Linked DNA regions of Homo sapiens: region 2 is linked to region 1. The links are chromatin loops, found by intact Hi-C in ENCODE. Cell type or tissue: lower leg skin. All regions are shown on one strand. Links, peaks and the distances in the headings refer to the core of each region. The heading gives the core; the rest is flanking DNA. Region 1 has its middle 87 kb from the start of TBX5-AS1. Region 2 has its middle 15 kb from the start of RBM19.

Evidence for each region. A loop is a pair of places that touch in the nucleus more often than their neighbours do. Peaks named below come from ENCODE experiments on the same cell type or tissue, not always from the same donor. Only the 100,000 strongest peaks of a DNase experiment are listed, where the experiment ranks them.
Region 2: a loop joins it to region 1, with 3 times the contacts of the local background. A loop is called at or near these places in 86 of 110 quality-filtered maps.

What each region holds. Positions count from the first base shown.
Region 1 is chr12:114,493,382-114,496,297 of GRCh38, reverse strand. No RefSeq gene overlaps it. Among named protein-coding and RNA genes, the nearest start is that of TBX5-AS1, 87 kb to the right of the region's middle. In lower leg skin, for the core only: no CTCF peak of the experiment used is centred there; no DNase peak of the experiment used is centred there.
Region 2 is chr12:113,979,432-113,982,347 of GRCh38, reverse strand. No RefSeq gene overlaps it. Among named protein-coding and RNA genes, the nearest start is that of RBM19, 15 kb to the right of the region's middle. In lower leg skin, for the core only: a CTCF peak has its summit at 1,665 (motif pointing left); no DNase peak of the experiment used is centred there.

The DNA.
Region 1 (2,916 bases), core at 149-2,648:
TGAGATCTACTAAAATGTCATGATCCCTATGTAAGGAAATTCAGGTGCAAAAAGTGATAGCTCAGTATAGCAGAAGGAAATACATGTGGCTAGGTCACCAACATCCACTTTTTATTAGGATGACTGACTGACTAGTGGAGTGGGAGATTGAACCTTTAAAACAAACCACCCTGCTTTAAGGGACCTCTAGTTCTATACACAGCTTGCATGTAAATGTACCCTTCTCTCAAAATATTATGGCCCCTTACTCTAAGATTTCTTCATGATATTTATTGTTCAGTTGAGTTATGCTTCCTGTAGAAAACTGAGAAATAAAATAAAACAATGAAAAAAATTTAAAGAACCTAATTCCACCACCCAGAGATAGCTTCTGTAAGCTTATTAGCACACAGTCTTCTGTATGCATATTTTTTTCTAATAAAAGTGGGATCATACAGTGTGTAGTGTTTTATAACCCACCAGTCTCCACTTACAAAGAGACTATGCATATTTAGTTTCTGTAGTAGTTTCCTAAAATATTAAACATGTTGACATAATCTAATTGACCAGTTTCTGATTGCTGCACACCTACATTCTTTCTGGTTTCCTTCTATTGTAAATAACACTGCAATGAACATCTTATACCAAAATATTGGTGCAGAGTTCTGATTACTTCCTTAGGATAAATTCCTAGCAGTAGAATTACTAGGCATCAAGGCTTTTAAAAATATGTTTTAAATTTTCCCTCCAGAAAGGTTTATTGATGTGTACCCCTCTCCTCGGTGTTTAAGAATGGGTACTGAGGCTTAATGAAATCAAGGAATTTCAGAGTTAGTCCTTATTTTCAGTTAGCAGTGAAATTCATCAGAACCTTTCAGCCTGGGCACCAGCAATGGTTCACGTATTCAATAAATATTTTTAGAGTGTATACTTTGTGTCAGGCACTGGGGATATAGCAGTGAACAGAGCAAATAGAAATTTTTACCTTGGATATTTAAGGTCCAAAGAAAAAGCCAACATTGAAAGATTGGCTACTCTTTGAGCTTGACATATACTCACAGGGACCCATTTCTCCAAAATTATGGAGCAGTCATTTTGCTCTCTGAGCAGATCCACTTTCCTGCTATTTTCAAGATTCCATTGTTCTCATCCCAGACACCCCAGAAGAAAGTAAAGGAGGTAGGTGAATTCTCCTCAAGTGAAAAGGAGAAGTCCTGACAAACCCCTCCCCTGGAAAGCGAAAGGGAAAAAACTAAATGAATTAGGTCAAATAAATTTAGAGCTGCCCACCCCATCCGCCCAGGAGACGCCGCCTGGTGTTGTGATTTCATAAACCATGGAGCACTGTGCGGGGAGTTTGGGATGATGTCACCTGAACACCAGGATGTATTTATGGCTTCATGCCTACAGCTACCTTTCACTTCTTCTCTTTGGGTAAATACATCATGGGCCCATCACGGTGAAGCCAGCGAGTGCTGGCTGAGTGGTTTATGGTTGTGCCTGTGCTGGGAGGTGTGTTTGCAGGACTGCTTGGCAGATCCCTAGGTGTGAGTTTCTAAGATGCTGGGCCCTGGATCCAAAAACCAGGATATCATGGAGCCTGCTTTTGTCTCTTTCAAGATGTTTCCCTCCCCCTTGCTTCCAGCCCCTGTCCTCAATGTCAGCAAAGCCCACTCCCCTTTCTCCCATCTTTTCTTTCTTGGGTGATAGCCAAAGAAAGAAGCAAACCTCCTCATCGACCTCCCTGAACCAAATTCAAAAGCACTTCAGCTGACACCTCTGCTTTGTTGACCTTTTGGCTTTTGATTTGGGTGAAATTGAAGGTAAAAGAGACATGAATCCAGCAACTGAATTTGACCTCTTAGGCAGTTTGAGGAACAGGGGTGTCCCCAGGAGACGGCAGGGGACATGGTGGGGAGAGGACAGAACAGAGGACTTCGGGGGTACCAGCTCCTCTGGGAAGACTTTGCTGCCTCCATTCCCAGGTGAGTTAGTTTTATGTTTTCTGAGCTCACCTCTGACATAGAATCTATCACACCTCAAAATAACACAGGATGGGCGTGCTCAAAGGTGGAGTCCATGGACCTTACACACAATCAGTATGCAACAAATGCTTATTTAAAAAATGAATGCCTGAATAAATGAATGAGCAGATAAATAGAAGGTTCTCCCTCAGCATCTGGGCTTCTTCCACTTGCCATTTAACTTGGTGTTTTGCCCATCCATTCAACAAAATGTGGGGACCTCTGACCATTCATCAAGCTCTGGATTACATTGGTATCAGTTATTTACACAATAAAAATTTCCTGAGTGCCTACTGCACATCAGGTCGTGGGTTCAATTCCAGTGCTAAAATGAAATTAGTAGTTACCAATTTCATGACGTTCAGTTGAGACTTGAGAAAAAATTATCAGGCAATTTCAATTTCAATTGTTTCATGGATGGGGAAATTACACGATGGCAGAAAAGGGAGTTCTGAATCAGACTGGGGGGATGTCATTAAAGTCTTTTTGAAAAAGAAAAGATGGAGATTCTTGTAGACTTGTTTTTGGAAAAGACTTCATATTAGCTGTCTGGCTCAGTTGTCAACACACAGAAGTCCTTGACCACCAAAGAGACCACATGGTATACCTAATAATAATGCTTCCCATTTAAAAAAATTGCTGCCATTCGAAAAAAAAAAAACTGAGTTGGCAAGGATGTGAATGAATGAGACTTCCAGGCCACTATTTAGAAAATGGCAGGATAAAATGGTGTAACTGTGTTGGAGAGCAAACGAACAATAGCCAATATCTTCTATAAGATGCATGTACATTTCAACCAAGCAGTTTAACACCTGCTATGGCTCCTAGAGAAACTCTTATATATATGCAAAGAGAGCTATATATAAGAATATCCACTGCAATATTGTTTGTGATGCTAAAATCCTGGAAACTA
Region 2 (2,916 bases), core at 171-2,670, 510 kb after region 1:
GGCACATTGCAATGTACATAAGTTGCTGTTGTTGAAGACAGGAAAATCCACCCAAATCTGGAGCTGTCCTGGGGAATGGAGATCTTGGCTGGGTACACACATGCATGCTGGGCACAGAGCAGGTGCACTGGTTATGAGCCATGTGTCCCCCTCAACCACCAGTTCTGTGCCCTGGAGGCTGGCCCGATGGACTGCATCACCCATGGCTCCCTTACCTGTCCTTCACCTTCTGGCTGGGGTCAGCCCATGGGAGGCGCCAACAGGTGATTGCAGCAGGAGGGGTAAGAAGAGGCAGTTAGAGTCCCCCCAGGCCCAGCCAGGGCTCTGCTGGTGGCTGCGTCTCTCTGTCTGCAGGTCCTCTCTAAGTAGCCCAGTAACCTCACTCCCTCTCCCTGCATCTGGGTTCCTTTCCTGTGGCTGCTGTAACAAATGACCACACATATTGAAAACAATGCAAATTTATTTTCTCACAGCCATGGAGGCTAGAAGCCTGAAATCAGTATGGCTGCGTTAAAGTTGAGGTTATCAGCAGGGCCCCTTTGACGGCTCTAGGGGAGAACCCACCCCATTCTCCCTTCCAATTTCAGGGGGCTGCCAACTTTCCTTGGCTTGTGGCCGCATTACACCAGTCTTCAAGGCTGACACCCTTAAGTTTCTCTGCATTCCATCTCCACAGTGCTTTCCTCTTTTTTTCTTTTTTTTTTTTTTTTTTTTTTGAGACAGGGTGTCACTCTGTTGCCCAGGCTGGAGTGCAATGGTACAATCTCAGCTCACTGCATCCTCCACATCCCAGGTTCTAGTAATCCTCCCACCTCAGCCTCCCAAGTAGCTGGGACTACAGGTGTGTTTCACCACACCTGGCTAATTTTTGTATTGTTTGTAGAGACTGGGTTTTACCATGTTGGCCAGGCTGGCCTCGAACTCCTGACCTCAAGCTATCTGCCCACCTTGGCCTCCCAAAGTGCTGGGATTACAAGCATGAGCAACCACACCTGGCTCCATCTCCTTCGTGTGTCAAATCTCCCTCTGCCTCCCCCTGTAAGGGTACATGTGATGGCATTTAGGGATAATCTCTCATCCCAAGAGCCTTAACTTCATCACATCTGCAAAGACCTTCCCCCTTTTTTTGAGGGAGTGCATATTTTGCAAGGGGCCATTTCTCAGCCTACCGTGACTCCCACTGTTGCAGGTTCCTGGTGCCCTATGACCTCTTGGCATTTCCTTATCCTGGCCCCACCTTCATAGAAGTAGCTGCAAAACCTCAGTGGCCTCTTCCTTGCATGGGACCCTCATGAGCTCAGTTTCCCTGCCCAGCCAGACAGCTCCTTCTTGCTGTCTGTATTGAGGCGCCTCTGCCTTAACTTCCTCCTGGTTCAAATCTATATATTTATTTATGCAGAAATATTTATTGACCAACTACAGCTGGGCGCTCTGTTGAGCAGGGTTCTTCCAGTAAAAAGGCCGAATTCTGTTTCCCCACAGGGGCAAAATCAGGAATAAGCTCCATCCATTGTGTACCAGGCCAGCTTGGGCACATGTCTCTCGCTGTTGTCAAAGTCCCAGCTCTCCTAATTCAGCCTCCTAAGGATTTTTCGCCTTGCTTCTAAGGCTCCGCACGGGCTTATCCACGATCCTTTGGCGTCCCCTGCTGGTAGCTATATAGAATTGTAGGCAGTTTTTCTAATACCCTCACAAAGATAGCTGAGTTAAGATGCCTCTCGCCTAATAAGAAAAAGAGGAAAGGAGATGAGAAGTGTGGACTGGCAATTACAAAGAATACTAGGAGGCAAAAATGTAACGCCAGAAGAGGCATAGACTCCAGCTATTCAATGCATGGCATAGTGGATACAATGCAGATTCTGAATCTCTGTTCACTGCTTCCTGGCTGAGTGAGCCCAGGTAAGTCACTTCACCTCTCTGTGCTTGAATTTCTTCATCTGTCATAATTCTACCTACATTACTGGGTTGCTGTGAGGTTGAAATGAGCTAGTCTGTTTTAACCAGTACCTGGCACAACAAAATACAATTTTGTTATTACTGCCATTGGCATTGTGCTAAGCAGCATAAATATATTCTCTCTAATCCTCACCACGACCCTGGAAGAAGGCATTACTGGTCCTGCTTTGCAAATGAGGAATGAGGTTCAGAGAGGGTGACTGACTTACCCAGGGTCACACAGCATGAAGTGTCAGAGATGGGATTTGGACTCGGGTCTCTCTACCTCCTATGTTTCTGCTCTCTCCAGGGCTCCATGTCATCATCAAGGATGAGTTACTTCATGGCTGTGACTTTCCAGGGCTCCCCTCAGCAGTAGAATGGAAGAGGACAACTGGAGAGATGGTGACGCTGCTTACTTCAAGAAAAAAGCCAAGAGGGGTAGCAGGCAGGCACAGCCCGTGGTTGAAGAGGAGGACTTTCCACTCATTTCAAAGCAGAAACTAGACTTGGACACGACCTTGGAGAAGCATAGCCCCTTCTCCTCCAAGATGGTGCCTATGAAGGTGAAGAACTTGTCCCATAATGAGTATATCAGTCATTGTGATGGCAACAATGATGATAATGATGAATTATAGGAGTATGCCTTTTTTTTTTTTTTTGAGACCGAGTTTTATTCTTGTCACCCAGGCTGGAGTGCAGTGATGCGATCTCGGCTCACATCAACCTCCACCTCCCAGGTTCAAGCCATTCTCATGCCTCAGCCTCCCAGGTATCTACAGCCATGTGCCAACACATCTGGCTAATTTTTGTATTTTTAGTAGAGACAGGATTTCGCCGTGTTGGCCAGGTTGGTCTCAAACTCCTGGCCTCAGGTGATCTGCCTGCCTCAGCCTCCCAAAGTGCTGGGATTACAGGAGTGAGCCACCATGCCCAGCTTGAGTGTGCCTTTTAATGTCAGTCTTTCTGACTAGACTATAA